2 separate regions of the Homo sapiens genome follow, and region 2 is linked to region 1. A link is a loop called in an ENCODE intact Hi-C map of the cell type or tissue named here. Cell type or tissue: PC-9. All regions are shown on one strand. Each heading gives the region's core, and the rest is flanking DNA. Links, peaks and the distances in the headings are about the cores only. Region 1 has its middle 36 kb from the start of LINC02517. Region 2 overlaps HTRA3 (HtrA serine peptidase 3).

The links. Peaks named below come from ENCODE experiments on the same cell type or tissue, not always from the same donor. Only the 100,000 strongest peaks of a DNase experiment are listed, where the experiment ranks them.
Region 2: a loop joins it to region 1, with 2.9 times the contacts of the local background. A loop is called at or near these places in 3 of 110 quality-filtered maps.

The regions. Positions count from the first base shown.
Region 1 is chr4:8,351,505-8,360,853 of GRCh38, reverse strand. It overlaps a transcript of ACOX3 not described here. Among named protein-coding and RNA genes, the nearest start is that of LINC02517, 36 kb to the right of the region's middle. RefSeq lists an enhancer at 7,015-7,565. In PC-9, for the core only: no CTCF peak of the experiment used is centred there; DNase peaks (open chromatin) are centred at 2,913, 5,333 and 6,653; H3K27ac peaks cover 3,118 bases.
Region 2 is chr4:8,296,860-8,306,208 of GRCh38, reverse strand. It overlaps HTRA3 (HtrA serine peptidase 3), which reads right to left. Exons shown (of 9, transcript NM_053044.5): 7 at 3,698-3,746; 8 at 1,930-2,025; 9 at 1-238. The coding sequence ends at 73. Among named protein-coding and RNA genes, the nearest start is that of LINC02517, 19 kb to the left of the region's middle. In PC-9, for the core only: no CTCF peak of the experiment used is centred there; no DNase peak of the experiment used is centred there; H3K27ac peaks cover 1,162 bases.

The DNA of each region.
Region 1 (9,349 bases), core at 575-8,574:
GGCGTGGCTAACTCCACATGTCCCTGGCCTTATCTAGAATCTAATGCTCCAGAGTAGGAAACTGAATAATTTTTAAAAGTCAGGTTGGGCGCAGTGGCTCACCCTTGTAATCCCAGCACTTTGGGAGGCCAAGGCAGGTGGATCACAAGGTCAGGAGATTGAGACCATCCTGGCTAACACAGTGAAACCCTGTATCTACTAAAAATACAAAAAAATTAGCCAGGCGTGGTGGCGGGTGCCTGTAGTCCCACCTACTCGGGAGGCTGAGGCAGGAGAATGGCATGAACCCAGGAGGCGGAGCTTGCAATGAGCCGAGATCGCACCACTGCCCTCCAGCCTGGGCAACAGAGTAAAACTCTGTCTCAAAAAAAAAAAAAAAAAGTCAAAGAAGCAGTTTATGACCTTAAAGCATTTAGCAAACTTAATATCTCACCTGCATAATTTAGACCAAATGTTTACATGTTTGAAGATATTTTTATTTTGCCAATAATCTTTAAAACTCCTTATTTCCCAAAGATTACTTCAGTCACATGAACTAAAAGGCATTACACTTTTTACTTTTCTGACAAAATATTTAAGCACTTATTTTTAAACCAATTAGTTAAAGCTCTTTCATTCATAAACATCACACACATAATACATATAAATACATAGAAGATAAAGAACTTATTTTCCAAGCCAGGAATTGAACCCTGAACCTGGGCCACCATTGTGAAAAGAGAAAGCATGGCCACATGGTTACAAGGTCAAGCTCCCAAGAACATAGAAGACAAGAAGGAAACCTCATCCAGTTTTTTGAGGGACCTGCAGCAAAGTTTGTAATTGACCAGTTTGCTGAGCTGTCTTGAAAAGCAGGCTTAAAGGTGTCCTAAGTCCGTGCTCTATCCTAAGGTACTCCTCTTTATGACAGAGCAATACAGAAAGACACAGAAAGCACACCAGACCTGGTTGGCTACAGCTTAAGACTAGCCTCACAAATCCTTTATTCCATTAATCAAAACTTTACAGGAGATAAACAATTATTTTTTACAATTTATTCAACCAGTTTGCACAGAGAGAGAAAAGCATTGCCTGAGGCAGGATGGGGAAGGCGAGGCGCTCAGGGAGGTCAGAGAAAGACCCATCCATTGCAGCAACACTGAAAAGTTTAGGTGGCTGCTTGTCAGTCATGAAGGGATCTTTTCCAGCAGTCCCGTCAGCTCCCAAGTTTCCCCGTTTAAGGAGGAAAAAACTCCCCAAGTCCTACAATCCTGTACGTGGCTAATTCTGTCACTCACAGCCATCAGCAAAGAGTGCAAGGCAGATTAATCCCAAGAGAATAGCAGTTAACATCCCATAGTGCCAAACCTGCTCTTAGCCAGAAGCGACTTTACTGAGAGGGACCTTACTGAGAGGGGCCTCTAACCCCCTAAATCTGAGAAGGGACTCTAACCCTCCTGAGTTGGGCCTCTAACCCAAGGTTGAGCAAGCGTCCTTACCTTTCCTTAAGAGGGGCCTCTAACCCACTGTGTCTTAGGACAGACTCTAACTCCCCTACGTTGGGCCTCTAACCCAATCCCATCCTTTACCCAGGTACCCCACCACTTATTCAAAGTCGGCCAACCAGTGGTGCAGTCTACTTCTTTTGGGTTGAGGGGTCTCCTCAGTATCGTCCCTTCCATGATTCACCAGAAAGACGTTACCAGACCCTACCACTTACCCAAAGTTACTCTTTGGGTCTGGGGTTTCCACACTATAGTCACTTCTGTGGTCGCCAGAAAGATGTTACAGGACCCCATCACTTAACCAAAGTAAACCTTTGAGTCAAGGGTTTCCACACTATGGTTCTTTCCATGGTCACCAGAAAGATGTTACAGGAAAGGGGTCCCAATCCAGACCCCGAGAGAGGGTTCTTGGATCTCACGCAAGAAAGAATTCAGTGCAAGTTCATGAAGTGAAAGCAAATTTATTAAGAAAGTAAAGGAATAAAAAAAGGGCTACCCATAGACAAAGCAGCCCTGAGGGCTGCTGGTTGCCCATTTTTATGGTTATTTCTTGATGATATGCTAATCAGGGTGTGGATTATTCATGTCTCCCCTTTTTAGACCATATAGGGTAGCATCCTGACGTTGCCATGGCACCTGCAAACTGTCATGGTGCTGGTGGGAGTGTAGCAGTGAGGATGACCAGAGGTCACTCTTGTGGCCATCTTGGTTTTGGTGGGATTTAGCCAGCTTCCTTATTGCAGCCTGTTTTATCAGCAAGGTCTTTAAGACCTGTATCTTGTGCTGACCTCCTATCTCATCCTGTGACTTAGACTACCTAACCATCGGGGAATGCAGCCCAGTAGGTCTCAGCCTCATTTTACCCAGCTCATATTCAAGATGGAGTTGCTCTGGTTCACACGTCTCTGACAGGTAGATTCAAAAATTTCCTGATTGGCAATGGGTTGAAAGAGTTAAGCTTTGTCTAAAAAGTTGAACTCAGCTTGAGTTAAGGTGGGGGCGGGGGTGGTTGTGGAAGCCAAGGTTTTTGTTATGTTGATGAAGCCTCCGGATGGCAGGCTTCAGAGAGAATAGATGTGCATGTCTCTTATAGGCCCTTAAAAGGTGTCAGAGTCTCCAGAAAAAGCCTAATAAGGGAAGCAGATTCTCTGCAGAATGCACATTTCCCCCATGAGAGACAGCTTTGCAAGGGCCATTTCAACATATGTCAAGGAAATATATTTTGAGGTAAAATACTTTGATTCCTTCGGGGCTACTATGTGTCATGTGATGCTATACCGGAGTCCCGTTGAATTGGGTATCTTATTGCTACAGAGAGTCTGTTTTGTCAGTCTAGGATCTCTGTTTTTATTTTAATGTTGGTCAGTTGTGTCTAAATTCCAGAGCGGGGCAGGTATAATGGGGCATCCCGAGCCCTCCTTCCCATTCATGGCCTGAACTGGTTTTTCAGGTTTCTTTGGGTCCCGGTGGCTGCAAGGGGATGCACTCAGTTGGCTGGGGGACTTAGAATTTTAGTTTTGGTTTACAGCAGGATTTGATGGGCATGCATATTTATCAATGTGAAAGTGTTGTCTGTGGGCGGCGGAGGGCTTGGGCCGTGTCCAGGCCACGCACTGCAAGGGTGCAGCCCCCACACACGGTCCCTGCTCCTAAAGCTGTTGCCCCCACTGCAAGAGTGGAGTAGGTTGAGGTGTAGCCATGACATTCTGGAAACTACATTTTTTGTAATAGTCATTTTGAAAATAAAACATTTGAAAATACTGTGCAGCAAAAACTTGAATAATTGGAATAAAAATGTTCAGTTTAATGTCATTGCTTGCTGCCACCGTTTTCTGATTGTAAAACTAACGTGATTATTAGGTACTATTTTGGTAATGTAGAAAACTTTAAAGATGAAAATAGATATCACTTATAACTCCACATGGAGAAATAGTTGCCCCTCCAATTTAATTGATTTACTTTTGGGCCACAGGGGCCCAGAATTTGATTCATTGTACTCCTTGGTTCATGCCAGTGTTCCTGCACCCAGCACTGAAGCTGAACATTGACAGTGATTTGCCCCTGCCCCAGAGTCCTCCCTGCATTCCCCTCGAGGGCCCCCGTCTCCTGGCCCTGGTGTCCACTTTTCTCTCAGCTGCTGGGAACGTGTTAGTGTGCACTGTTCTCCTTTCCCTCACCTGCTGGCTTCATGTTAGCATGCACCGTTCTGCTCACTTTCTTCCCCTCACCTGCCGGGATCATCTTAGCATGCACCATTCTGCTCACTTTCTTCCTCTCACCTGCCAGGATCATGTAAGCGTGCACCGTTCTCCACACTTTCTTCCTCTCACCTGCCGGGATCACGTTAGCATGCACCATTCTGCACACTTCCTTCCCCTCATCTGCCAGGGTCATCTTAGCATGCACCATTCTGCTCACTTCACCTTCTTCTTCTCGCCTGCTGGGATCATGTTAGTGTGCACTGTTCTGCACACTTTCTTCCTCTCCCCTGCTGGGATCATGTTAGTGTGCACCGTTCTGCACACTTTCTTCCTCTCACCTGCTGGGATCATCTTAGCATGCACCATTCTGCTCACTTTCTTCCTGTCACCTGCTGGGATCATGTTGGCGTGCACCATTCTGCACACTTTCTTCCTCTCGCCTGCTGGGATCATGTTAGCGTGCACAGTTCTGCATACTTGCTTCCCCTCACCTGCCAGGAACAGGTTAGTGTTCCCCATTCTGCACACTTTCTTCCTCTCACCTGCCGGGATCATGTTAGCGTACACCATTCTGCACACTTTCTTCCTCTGTGTACGTGTGTGTGGTTTTCCTTTCAGAAATGGGTCATACTCTGTGGACATCTTTTTCCACTTAAAGTGATGGCACAGCCATTTTCCCAGTCAAGTAACATGAATGTACAAGTTTAGCAAACTTCCTCCTGAGAGATGGAGAGATCAAGGCTTCTGCTCCGTGGCAGCCATCCGTGCACATGCATCACTGTGCGTGAGTTGGTCCCAGTGGCTTGCTGAGACATGCTCTGCACAGGGGAGATTTCTTATACCAGCAGTGTGGGAGGCAGTGGGGCAGGTAGAGCCACAAGTGGGGATGAGGGAGCAGAGTCTAGGGCAGGCTCCTGGATGGACACCAGCTACACTGTCTATTGGATGTGGGACTTCCCTCACTGATGAAATGAATAAGAGAATCTTCCTCATCCTGCTGTTGTTGGCGTTAAAACGGGTTAATGCATGAAAGCAACAAAGCCCGGCCTGCAGACAGCACATGGTAAGTCTCCTCTTCCCAGCATGTTCAACAGGAAGCCCTCATTCCCTCTAGAATGTAGGAGTCTTGCCAGCAGTGGCCTGTTTGTTCTCTGCCTGTTGCCGACCTGATGAGAACATAAAATTGGTGTCTTCTGTATAGATTTCCTTCTTATTGCCCCTACTGTGGCTGAACATACCTTCCCCCGTGCTTGAAGTCTGTTCATATATGTTCTGCTGTGATAACTGCCCATTCTTGTTCTCTATCTAAGAAGGCATTTAGTTTTGAAAATATTTTGTTGGCTTGTAAGATATTTGTACATATTAAGCACAGCAAACCTGTAACATATTCACTGTAAATCATTATTCCTCATGCATCATTTGCCATTTAACTGTATTTTTTTCCTTTTTGATGTAACCTGCTATAGTTTACATTTTTAAATCAGAAATGCCTGCACATTTTAAAACGAAGACTCTTATGCTCTAGCCTTTGAGGTCATGCTTGGAAAGTCCTTTCTCACACAAAGATTATTTACACTTTCATCTCTTTTTCTCTGAGTACGTTTCAGTGTTTAATTGACCAGGAATGTATTTCGAGGTGTGATATGAGACAAGGATCTGAAATGCTTTGCCCACTGAATCATCATGCACTGACCGAAATGCCACCTGTATGAGTGCTAAAATCATTGTCGCTGGACCTGTGTCTGCACTGTTTAATTTTAGTGTTGTTTCTCACATCAGCTTCTGTTGTTTTCATGGTTGTGGTTCTCATACTTTTAATATCTGTTGGAGCAAATAAAGCCTCGTTTCTCATCTTTTCCAAAAATGTCTTATGTATGTGAACTTTGGTGTTATTTGTCAAGTCTGGGCATTCTCCCACCCCCATATTAAAGAATGCTCTCTGGAGTTTGTCTGGAGGTTTTGTTTAACTTTTAGATTCACATCAGGAGAATCTTTGTCTTCATGGTAAGTGGTCTTCCCATCTAAGACTATTTCTTCAAGCTGTTTGTAATAAAAAGCTGTGTGATTTTTGTATGTTTATTTTGGTCACCTTATTGAAACCTTATTTTAATTATGACAGTTTTTCATTGATTCTCTTTGGTTTTCCTTCTCTATCATTGGCAAATAGTGATGGTTTACCCTTACCCTTCTGATATAGTTTGGCTGTGTCCCCACCCAAATCTCATCTTGAACTGTAGTTCCCATAATCCCCACGAGTCATGGAAGGGACCTGGTGGGAGGTAATTGAATCACGGGGTAGTTACCTCCATGCTGTTCTTGTGATGGTGAGTGAGTTCTCATGAGATCTGATGGTTTTATAAGGGGCATTCCTCCTTTTAATTGGCACTTCTCCTTCCTGCCGTCATGTGAAAACGGACGTGTTTCCTTCCCCTTCCGCCATGACTGTAAGTTTCCTGAGGCCTCCCCAGCCATGCTAAACTGTGAGTCAATTAAACCTCTTTCCTTTATAAACTACCCAGTCTTGGGCAGTTCTTTATAGTAGCGTGAGAACGGACTAATACACCTTCCAAAACTTTTACCCGTCATTTAACTTTCCTGTCTAATGACATCTGCTGGCCCTGCGGGATCAATCTTTCACACCATGCTGGGGAACCATTGCTTGGTGTCTGCCATTATGGGAATGCCTTCAGCCTTCGTATTAGTTTGATGCCATGTGGACGGTGGACTGGAAAGACAGTCTTGCTTGGCAGTGGACACAAGTGTGTGCCCATGGTTGTGCCCGTGGCCAGAAATCTCTGTGACTCACCAAGGGAGATGCCTGCAGAATGAGAGAAGTTTCTCACTGTGAGCTTAAACACAGAGGGAGCTTCCTGCGGCTACACGGGGCCAGCTGGGATGCATGCCTGCAGAGACATCTCAAAACCACAGGCGGATGAAGAAGATAAAAATCAGCCAGACCCCATCATCTGTGAAAGCCCAGAAATATCTTGGGGTTGAGGTCTTTGCGGCTGTCACTGCTAAGGATCTTGATGGTGGCGGAGGCGTGGGAACTCTTTCATTTTAGGATGTGTAGTTGACATGGAGCAGCCTCTTGGAAACTTGGTTTGGATGCACTTCTGACGGCTCAGCCCAAGCGTGAATCACGTTCCCCCATCATTGTGTATCCACCCCACCCTCCAGGTTTTAGGTGGTTCCAGCCCCTGGGCTGCCGGCCAGCAGGGAGTGTCCATCTGACCAGCATTTAGTGAACACCTAGCTACACGTAGCACTGTGTGGGGACAGCATGTGCCATAGGACCACCTCCTCGTCACCAGAAACTGCCTTCCTCCTTGACTTTGTTCATGTGGGCCTTTTACTAAGACACTTCACAGGCTTTTCATGGGTCCCATGGGGCCGTGTCCCCATCTGAAGCATGCCCCAGCCATGGGTCCCCTGGAAGTCAGGGGGTCTTGGCTTCTCTCCTTGTGTGGTGGACCCTGTGGGCTTCCTGTCCAACTTCCAACCCTTCCTCCTCACTAACAGAACCCCAGTTCTGTCCAGATTTCTCCCCAGATGTGGACAGCCCCAAGCCTTGGGAAGCTGCCCTGCCCCAGCACTGGCACTGGTTCGCCTTAGCTGAAGTGCCCTAGCACCTTCCATTCCCTTGGCCCCAAGGACTGGCTCAGTGATGAGGCAAAGTCCAAGGGTCCTGTTGAGTCTTAAAGACTGGCTGGGGACGTTGGGACAGAAGTGGCCTCTCACTTCCGGGGGACATTGCCCTGGACACTTAGGAGCTTCAGGTGGCCTCAGCCATGGTGCCACCACGATGAGACCAAAGCCACCCTATGGAGTGGGGCATGCCATGGGAATCACGGACCACAGTGGAAGCACAACTACAGGCCGTGACTGCAGGAGGACAGGGCCCTGGATGGACGACAACTCTTCCCTCTCTGGCTTGCAGTTCTCCTGCAGAACTGACCGAATGCAACACCCTGGAAAAAGGAGGAAATGACCCGAACAGCCCAGGGTGTGGCCTTGGTCCTCCCAGATAGGATACTCTGCAACACGTCTGCTCGGTGAGCCCAGTGGTGCCCAGGGTATAAAAACCAGGGCAGAGCACTTTTGGGTCCCTCTGCAGTGCAAGGTGGGCATGCACAGATGCGACTCCGTCCACCCTGGGTGGCTCTCCTGAGCCCTGGGGCCATGGCTCGAGTGGAGCCCAGGCTTCTGTTTGGACTTGCTGCCTGCCTGTGAGCATCCTGTCTCTCTGGACCAGACCTAGGAACCTTGGAGGTGGCCTTCCTGGTGTGGGAGCCGCCTCCTAATTGCTCGAGGCAGCTGGGCAGGGTGCGACAGACTTCTTGCACGGAGCCCCAGCATTGGCCACGGTGGGGACTGCTTGGCCCCACAGGCACGTGCAGAAGAACCCAGCTGGGGGGCTGTGGCCCTGCCGGAGCCTCTACTCTCCATGTGAGGAGGGGAAGATGCGCTCAGTCTCTGGCCTGGGCGGGCCTGTGCCGCATGTGCTGTGCCGTGGTCCCCGGCACTCTCGCCTTTGCATTCCCCTCTGGGGCCACTTGCTGTCATGCAGCTTACATCAGAGGGTTTCCCTTGGGCTCTGGGCTTTGATCCTAAATCTGGGAAGTCAGGGCCACTCTGCATGAGAACCCAGAAACCGGTGTTCCTGTGGCTTCCAGGAAGGCCCCACCCACCTGCACCCATTCAAGTGCAGGGACTGACCTCAGCTCATTTCCATCCCACCAGGCTGTCCAGCAGCCGCCCAGGAAGGGACTTGGTTTGCTTTGTGAAGCTTGGAGGAGGATGTCCCCAGCTCTGCAGTGGTCAGTGGGAGCCCCGTGTTGTGTTGTGAAGGGAAAATGTGCAGTGACTTGTGGAAGGACCTTCCTCCATTCACCCCCTCCATGTACACCCTTGCCTAGGAGATAGACGAGGAGGTTTGCTCAGTCCCGGGCGGCTCTGTGCCCAGCCACTGCACTGAGTTTGGAACAAGGTTTGCTCAACCTTTTATGTGGTTCACAAGCTCCATCTGAATTCTTTCAAGCAAGGAGGCCCACATTGTGCTGAACTGTTTGCTTTGCAAGAGAAAATACACATCTAGTCTTACAGGGCCGAGCACTTGGGGAATGAAAACAACCCAAGAACAGCTGCCCACGCGTCCTCCCTGGGTGTTTGTTCTTCGATGCATTATTTGTTTGCCAAAAATTCTTGACATCTCTTGAATTGTTTTTTTCTTTGCTTCAGAGCAAGGCTTCTAAAAACAAAATAATTTTTTAGGAAGATTTTCCTACGTCATCATCCTTAAAGACCCTGGTCGATGTCTTTTCTGCCAGCCTTCGGGACATGGCACAGGAGCGTATAAAGCAGACAGGCTTGGGAGTTAGGCCCAGGTTCAAATCTTAACTTTGTCATTTGCTGTGAAGTGGCACATTGGGAATGTTTCTTAACCTTTCCAAATTGGTTTCCTCCTATGTAAAGGTTGTAGAACTACCTGCCTTCCAGAGTCCTAAGCATAGGCTGAGATAATATATGTGAAAGTCTCTAACAGTCCTGAGCACACAGAGGGGCTGTGGCTAGACTGGACCCTAGGAGCTGGGCCCAGGAAACTGTACTCCTTCTTGTACCCTTAGACATTTCTGATGGCCACAGTCTCAGGACCTCTGCCTA
Region 2 (9,349 bases), core at 435-8,434, 55 kb after region 1:
TCCTGATCTCGGGGGGGCGCTGCCCTCCGTTGTCTGCAGGCTCTGACGCTTGGCGCTGGAGGAATGCGCCCCTCACATGACCACCTCAGGTGCGATGCTGAAGAGGAGGTCGTCGTTCCCCCGCCGCACCTCCAGTAGGAGAGGAGACTCGGTCAGCACGGCCTCCTGCAGCTCACTCGAGTCCACTAGAGGACGCCCGTTGACCTTGACGATGATGTCACCATCTTGGATGCCGCCTCTGCCAACAGGAGAGACGGGGTCACCACCCACCGCCTCCCCAGGCACAGCCTTCCCAGGCCCGGCCCAGAGCGAGGCACAGTCAGGGTCAATGACAACATTTCAACAAAAGTCATCTCGATGGGAAAGAACAGTGCCCCAGCCCCAAAGCTCTCACACCAGAAGAAAACCAATGTCACACGACAGGGAAACAACCTTTCAAACTGCTTCTCCCATGCGTCAGAAGGGTGGGTTCAAGCTCCCGCTGCAGCCCTCCTAGCTGGGCCAGGCACTCTGTCCCCTTGTGCCTCAGTTTTCATGTCTACCATCCTATGTGGAAACGCACTTTGCAAATTATAAAGGCCCAGGAGTAGGTTCTGCTGTTACTGCAGTTACGAAGACGTCTATGTGGGAGGCAGAGCTCACGGGGCCAGCCTTCTCTCTGCATGAGGCTCACTGAGACCTCCCCACTGCTGGGAAGGAAGGTGATGGTACTGTGCTCAGCTGCGTGGGCACCAGCATCAGGACCCTCACATGCCAGCTGTGTGACCTGGAAGAGTAACTTCTCTAAACCTCAGTCCCTCCACCTGTAAAATGGGTGAGGGCAGGAGCCTGCACCTCCCTGGCTGCAGTGAGGATTAACTGAGATGTGTGTGGAAAATTTCACCCAATTTCAACAATTTTTACTGCAGGCCTGCTGCGGGCAGGACAAGTGTGCCATCTGTGCTCATCACAGAAGTTCACGCGGGGCCTCCCACCTTCAAGCCCAGCCTCTGAGGATGCACAGTACAGTCGGCCCTTGAACAACATGGGTCTGAACTGTGTGGGTCCACTTATATGTGGATTTTTCCCACTGCAGATGAAGACCGAGGCTAAGGAGGGGAGGCAACTGGTTCAGAGCCCTTCTTGGGAGTGGGTCAGCCATGCCAGCATGTGGTAGTGTCGCTGCACGCCTGCCTCAGCCTATGGTGTTGCAATGCTTAACATTTCTCTAGTACTGGAAGACTTCAAAGAAAGCAATCCTTTATCCATTTCATCTACAAAGTCTCCTGGGGGTAGAAATCCCAGCACTTTGGGAGGCCAAGGCAGGTGGATCGCCTGAGGTCAGCAGTTCAAGACTAGCCTGGCCAACGTGGTGAAACCCCTTCTCTACTAAAAATACAAAAACAATTAGCAGGGCATGGTGGTGGGCACTTGTAATCTGAGCTACTCAGAAGGCTGAGGCAGGAGAGTCGCTTGAGCCCAGGAGGCAGAGGTTGCAGTGAGCTGAGATCGCGACACTGCACTCCAGGCTGGGCAACAAGAGGGAGACTGTCTCAAAAAAAAAAAAAAAAAAAAAAAAAAAAAAACAATAGGCTGAATTATCTCCACTTTACAATGAGGAAGCTGAGTCCCAGAAAGACCCAGGACCCAGGCTGGTCCCCAGCTAGTGAAAGAGTCTGGCTTGGAGTGGGTTCTTAGCCCAACAGGGACTCTTCAGCCTCTGCTTCTCGAAGGAAATGACATTGTGGGACTTAGGACGTACACAGTCAGGGCTCTAGGGACCATTCAGCTCTCCAGCCTCCTCTGGCTTAGCAGACACGCTAGAATCCACCTGCCCCTTCCCGGTCACTTTGCTGGGAAGCTCAAGGTCACATGAGGTCAGTGGGGCAGCCCCAGCCCAGACCTCACGCCTGCCCCATGCCTCGAGCGATCTCCTCTGGCAGAGCCTACCTCTGAGAAGGTGAATTCGGCGCAACCTCTTGCACATAAATTCCACTGCTGACCTCTGGGAAGTCCGGGTTGCTGGCCTTCAGCTCATCCACCAGGCTGGAAAGAGTCTGCCGTCAAGGCCCCTCCCCTGAGCCTTTGCCCAGCTCTTTGGTATGAAGCTGCCCCTCCCTCCCTCCAGCACCAGACCAGAAGAGGAGCCACCTCTGGGCCCCCATACTGCCCTGTCCCACCACTGGCCACTCTGTGTCCCCTACCAGATGTGCTTCTTAAGAGAAACGTGGTAGCAATAGCTGGTTAGAAGCGTGAAGAGAGGAGAGAGAGTGGGTAGACAGGTGGGAGGAGGGGCGGGAGGATGGATGGATGGATGGATGGATGGATGAATGAAGGAATGATGCTGGATGGGTGGATAGAAGGAGAAATGGACAGACAGGCAATGCTGAGTCATGGAATGGACAGACAATGCTGAGTCACGGAACGTACAGACAATGCTGAGTCACGGAACGGACAGACAATGCTGAGTCATGGAATGAACAGACAATGCTGAGTCATGGAACAGACAGACAGAAGACTGGACAGAGGTGGGATGGACAGACAGATAAAAGAGACAGAAAACAAAAGATAAATTGGCATACTGGACATTGATAATTTTTTTCAAATGTCACCCCTAGATTAGCAGAGTTGGTGAAACAGGAGGAATGACAGCTTTAGGGACTGTGTGCTTTGAGGAAATGGTCACTTGAGCATTCTCGAGTTCTTCCTAGGCTCCCGATGCAGTGACCTCTCCCTTCTTCAAACCTCGAAGCTCAAGTTTGTACTTCCAGCCTCCCTTCTATCCTGCCCCTGCTTCCTCTCCCCCAGCCCCTTCTTTCTTGCACTCATTCAGCATTTCCAGGCACCTGCTCTGCAGTGGACCTGCTTTTGGGGCAGAGTGGAGGAATAAGTAGGTCACAGTCCTTGCTCCCAAGGAGCTGACAGCCGAGGAGGCAGGATGGGGTGGGGCGGTCCCACCACAGGTGATTCCGACACAGCAGGATGAGTTCAAGGCTGGAGAGGGAGGCCAGGGCTCTGTGTGCTATGAGGAGGCACCTTCTGCCACTTGAGTGTCCTGGGAATGCAGAATGGTGTTCCCCCAAATTCGTGTACACCCAGAGCCTCAGAATGTGACCTTGTTTGGAAATAGGACCTTTATAGATGTCATTAGTTGAAGATCTTGAGAAGAGACCTTCTTGGTTTAGAGTGGGCCCTAACTCCAATGATGGATGTTTTCATAAGAGAAACGAGAGAGAGATGTGCACACAGATACTCAGAGAGAAAGAAGGTCAAGTGAAGACAGAGGTAGAGACTGCAGGGAGGCAGCCACAAGCCAAGGATGCCTGGAGCCAGCAGAAGCTGGAAGGGGCAAGGAAGTAGCTTTCCCTGGAGCCTCAGAGGCAGAGTGCAGCCCTGCCGACCCCTTGACTTCAGATCCCCGACCTCCAGAACTGAGAGGGAACACATTTCTGCTGTTTTAAGCCACCAGGCTTATAGTAATTTGTTATAGCAGCCATGGAAAGAGATAGCGTCCTGAAAGAGCAGAAGGAATCTATAAGGCAAAGAGGGAAAGGTCCACGCAAAAGGACTGGCCTGAGCAACGGTCAGAGGCCTGAGTGCATCGGCCCGTCTGGGCACCTGCAAGGAGCCGAACACAGCCAGCCAGGGTCTGGAGGGAGGGTCAGGGTGAGGGATGAGAGGAAGGGGTAGCAGGGGATGGCACTCTTCAGACACTCACCTTGGTGTGATCGTCCGCATCCGTATGCCGATGAAGCGCTTCTTCCAGTCTGGAAATGAAACACGGCGAGACTCCGTTAGGGCTGCTGTGAAAAGCCACCACGCTCCCTCAGGGGACAGGCAGAGGACAGAAGTTCCCCTGCAGGACCAGGAAGCAGCAGGTGTCATTCTGCTTGAGCTGGCCCAGTCCCCCTGCGGTCCAGCAAAGCTGCCCTCTCCTGACCATCATCATGGAGCTGAGGGGTATTCTAGCTCTAGTGTGGCTCGCCCCACAGGTGGCTTCATGTCCACCGCATCCTGCATCCAACCATGTGAGCTCCGACATCTGCTCTCCCAGCTGAGCTCCAACCCAACCCCAGTGGCCAGTGGGGCTGTCCTTTCTGGCTTCCATACTGCTGCTTCCCCAAATGTTCCCTGCTTGGAACTGAACTCATCACCTCCCACTGGTCTTCCTCAAAACGATACTCGCTGCTAATGTCCAGTGAGTACTAACCATGTGCCAGGCCCTGTGGCTGGGGCACTGCACACGCAACTCACTGAGATAGTGTCTCCATCCCCCAAGCTGCTCCAATCTGTGAGTTAGCAGGTGTCTCAGATCCAGAAATAAACAAGAGTCAATAAATTTAGAATTTTCATTTTATATAAGAGTTCTGACCACAATTAGAAATCAATAATAGGTATCCAGAAAATTCCCAAATTCTTGGAAATTAATAATACATTCTAAATTACTCATCTTCAAATAAGTAAAAAGAGAAATTAGAAATTATGTTCAGCTGAATAAAAATGAATGTATAATATATTAAAATTTGTAGGTTGTAGAGGTAGAGGGAAATTAATAGTACTAAAGTGTCTATATTAGAAAATAAGAAAAGTCTCAAATCAATAACCTCAGTTTCCGTCTTAAAAACTATAAAAAGACCAAATAAAACCTAGAATAACCAGAAGAAAAAAAATAATTAAAAGTCTGAATCAATAATAAAGTTGAGTGTGAATTAATAATAAAGCTGAGAGTGTGAATCAATAAAGCTGAGAGTGTGACTCAATAATAAAGCTGAGAGTGTGACTCAATAAAGCTGAGTGTGAGTCAATAATAAAGCTGATAGTGTGAATCAATAATAAACCTGATAGTGAAAATCAATAATAAAGCTGAGTGTGAATCAATAATAAAGCTGAGAGTGTGACTCAATAATAAAGATGAGTGTGAATCAATAATAAAGATGAGTGTGACTCAATAATAAAGATGAGTGTGAATCAATAAAGCTGAGTGTGAATCAATAATAAAGATGTCTGTGAATCAATAATAAAGCTGAGAGTGTGAATCAATAAAGATGAGTGTGAATAATAAAGTGTGAGTCAATAAAGAGTGTGAATCTAATAAGAGTGTGACTCAATAAAGCTGAGAGTGTGAATCAATAATAAAGATGGGTGTGAATCAATAATAAAGAGTGTGAATCGATAATAAAGCTGAGAGTGTGAATCAATAATAAAGATGAGTGTGAATCAATAAAGATGAGTGTGAATCAATAATAAAGATGAGTGTGACTCAATAATAAAGCTGAGTGTGAATCAATAATAAAGATGACTGGATCAATAATAAAGCTGAGAGTGTGAATCAATAATAAAGATGAGTGTGAATCAATAAAGGTAAGAGTGTGAGTCAGTAATAAAGTGTGAATCTAATAAGAGTGTGAATCAATAATAAAGCTGAGAGTGTGAATCAATAATAAAGATGAGTGTGAATCCATAATAAAGATGAGTGTGAATCAATGAAGAGTGTAAATCAATGAAATAAAGATAAGAATGTAAATCAAAGAAACACAATAGTGAAAATAAAAAATAAAGCTGATTCTTTAAGATCAATAAAACTGATAAATCTTTAGCAAGATCGATCATGACAAAAAGACACAGTTATCAACATCACAAATTACAGAGGTGACATCACTACAGATTCTACAGATATTAAAAGAATAATAAGAGAATATTGTGAACAACTTGATGTCAATGAATTTAATCACTTAGACAAAAGAAGCAAATTTCTTGAAATTTCCAAACCACCAAATCTCATTCAAGAAGAAATAACGCAAATAGCACTACATCTATTAAAGAAATTGAATTTGGAGTTAAAAATCTTCCTACAAAAAAAAACTTCAAGCCTAAAAGATCTCACTGGAGAATTCCACCAGATGTTTAAGGAAGAAATAGTACTAATTCTATACAAACTCCTCCAGAAAACTGAAAATGAGTGGCTACTTCTAACCTCCTTATCTGAATACAAAAACCAGAAGAGAAAACTAGACCAATATCCCTCATGAAAACAGATACAAAAATTCTTTAAACAAATCAAATCCATAAATACATTTAAAAGGATAATACAGCCGGGCATAGTGGCTCATGCCTGTAATCCCAGCACTCTGGGAGGCCAAGGCAGGTGGATCACCTGAAGTCAGGAGTCTGAGACCAGCCTGGCCAACATGGTGAAACCCCATCTCTACTAAAAATACAAAAATTAGCTGGGCATGATCGTGGGCACCTATAATCCCAGCTACGTGGGAGGCTGAGGCAGAAGAATCACTTGAGCCTGGGAGGTAGAGGTTGCAGGGAGCCAAGATCACACCACCGTACTCCAGCCTGGGCGACAGAGTGAGACTCCATCTCAAAAAAAAAAAAAAAAGGATAATACATCACAAATAAGTGATAAGTGAGGTTCATCCCAGGAATGCAAAGTTGGTTTAACATTTAAAAATCAACCAATGCAATTTACCACATTAACAGACTAGAAAGGAACACCATATGATCATCTCCAGAGATGCACAAAAAGCCTCTGACAAAAAGTAACATCTATTCCCAATAAAAACCAGAAATAGAAGGGAACTTTTCAACCTGAGAAAGGATATCTATGCAAATTTGTAGCTAGCACCGTACTTAATGGTGAAAGACTGAATGTTTTCTCCCCAAGATCACGAACGGGACAAGGATGTCCACTCTTACCCCTTTCATTCAATATTTTACTGGAAGTTCTAGCCAGGCAAGAAAAAAAAAAGGCATTCAGATTGGAAAGGAAGAAGTAAAACTGTCTTTATTCACAGACTGCATAGCCATCTATGTAGGAAATCTGATGGAATCTACAAAAAAAGTTTCTAGAAGCAGTAAGTGAGTTATCAAGCTTACAGGATATCTTATGGTGAACATCCAAAAATCATTTTAATTTGAATATTCTCTTAACCAACCAGCAGAAACTGAAATTTAAAAGAATACATCATTTATAATAGCATCAAAATTAAGAAATACTTATGAATAAATCTGATGAAAAATGCCCAAAAACCAGTACACCGAAAACTATAAAACATTGCAGAGAGAAGTTAAAGAAGATATAAATAAATGGAGAGGTAGTCTGTATTCATGGATCAGAAGAGTTACCATTGTTAAAATGCCAAATTTCCCCAAATTGATCTGTAAATTCAATGGAATCCCAATCAGATCATCAGCAGGCTTTATTTTTCTTTTTGTAGAAATTGACAAGCTTATTCTGAAATTCATATAGAAATGCAAAGGGTCTGAGGAGTCCACACAACTTGGAAAAGGAAGAATAAAGTCGGGGGACTCACACTGCCTGCCTTTTAGACCTACCGTGAGGCCACAGTAATCGGGCCAGTGCAGTACTGAATATTGGCCTAAACACAGACAGCTGGAATGGCACATGGTCATTCTCTTTTGGACAACGGTGCGAAGGCACTTCAGTAGAGAACAGTCTTTCAACAAATGGTGCTAGAACAACTGAATTTCCAAGGCAAAAATAACAAAAACGCCCAAACCTCGATCTATACTTTGCACTATTTAAAAATATACTAATTCAAAATGCATCGCAGTCCTAAATCTGAAACCTCAAAAAGTAAAACTTCTAGAAGAAATTGTAGGAGAAAAATCTTTCTGATCTTGGGTTAGCAAAGACGTCTTAGATACAACACCAAACGCATGACAAATTAAAAAAAAAAACAGACTTCATCAAAATTTACAAAACTTCTGCTCTTTAAAAACACTATTCAGAGAATGAAAAAGACAAGCCACAGACTGGGAGAAAATATTTGCAATTTGCTTATCTGATAAAGGGCTCCTATCCAGAATGTAGAAAGAACTCTCACAACCTACTAGTAAGAACACAAATAACCTAAATGTTTTTAATGGGCCAAATATTTAAACACACCAAAGATGAACAGCTGATGAATAAACCATGTGGGAGATGGGGTCAGAGCTGGCCGGGAGGCCTGACCCATGGGTCCAGTGGGCCCTGGAAGGCTTTGGATTTGGCCTTGAATCACCAGACGTGATCTGCCGTTAGTTTTGAAAGGGCCTTTCTGGCTGTGGGAGGGTCTGTGGAGGATGGGGCAGCATCCGGAGGAGCCCAGAGAGGTAACGGTCCAGGGCAGCGAGTGCCCCGGTGCTGGACCCGGAGGTGGAGGTGGAGGCGGAGCGGCGACGAGGCCCGGGGTGGATGCATCCTGAAGCCTGGGCCAATGGACTCGCTGACAGTGGATGAGGCATGTGGGAAGTCCAGAGGGACAGAGGGACAGAGGGACAAGGCTGACATAACTCAGTGGGGACGGCAGGTGGGGCTGCAGGAGCAGGGGGGTCTTGACAGGTGCTCTTAGTGGGAACTGCCTGTGGACATTGGTGGGTCCATCCCACAAGCAGCTGCGCGTCTGAGCCTGGAGCAGGAGGGGCCAGGCTGGAGGCGTAAATCCGGGGGATCACTCTCTAGGTGGCTTCTAAATCCAGGGGGTGGGATCCTCGACAGGACCTGCACAGCCCACCTGGGACATGGGCCCTTCCCACTCCCACTGCCTGGGAGTCCCCTGCAATCTCCAGAGCCTGCCCCACTCCCTTCCCACAGTCTCTGCTGGAGGTGGGTCACCTCCTCAGAGAGGTCTCCTGCCCCGTCATGCAGCCCTCACCCTCGAGGCCACAGCCCTGCCCCAGCCTCCTCCCAGCACCCCTCACTTTGATCTGTGGCATCTGGGGGCGTTTTTGTGGCCCGTCTCCCTGCTAGAAGGAAAGCGGGAGGGCAGGACCTCTGGCTCACAGGAGTCCAAGACACAGAGCCAGCATTTGAACAATGACTGTGGTCCCCTCTGACTTAGACCCACTGTGCGGGCGGGAAAGCAGAGGCCTGGTAATGCCCCTGGGCCAGAGCTGGGGAAAGCACGACTCACTGTGCTCAGGATAGGGGACTCTGAAGCCTCTTCTCCTTGAACTTGAGAGGTGAGCAGAACACACACCAAGTATGGGGCCACCAGCCTCCCTGCCCGTCCTGCTCCTGGCCCTGCTCCTGCCAGGTGGCTGGGCTGCCTTCCCCAGACTTTTCCACTATTGGGAAGGACTCAGGACTCTACCCAGCACAGGGGCCTGAGACCAAGGGACCTTATGGCTTCTGAGACCAGGGAACCTTTTGGCTTCTGAGACCAAGGGACCCTGTGACCTCTGAGGCTGGGGAACCCTGTGAACTCTGAGACCAGGGAAACTTACGGTTTTTGAGACCACAGGACCCTGTGACTTCTGAGACTAAGGAACCCTGTGGCCTCTGAGATCGAGGAATCCTGTGATGTCAGAGATCTGGGAACTCTGTGATGTCTGAGACCAGGGAAAGCACATGTCTTTG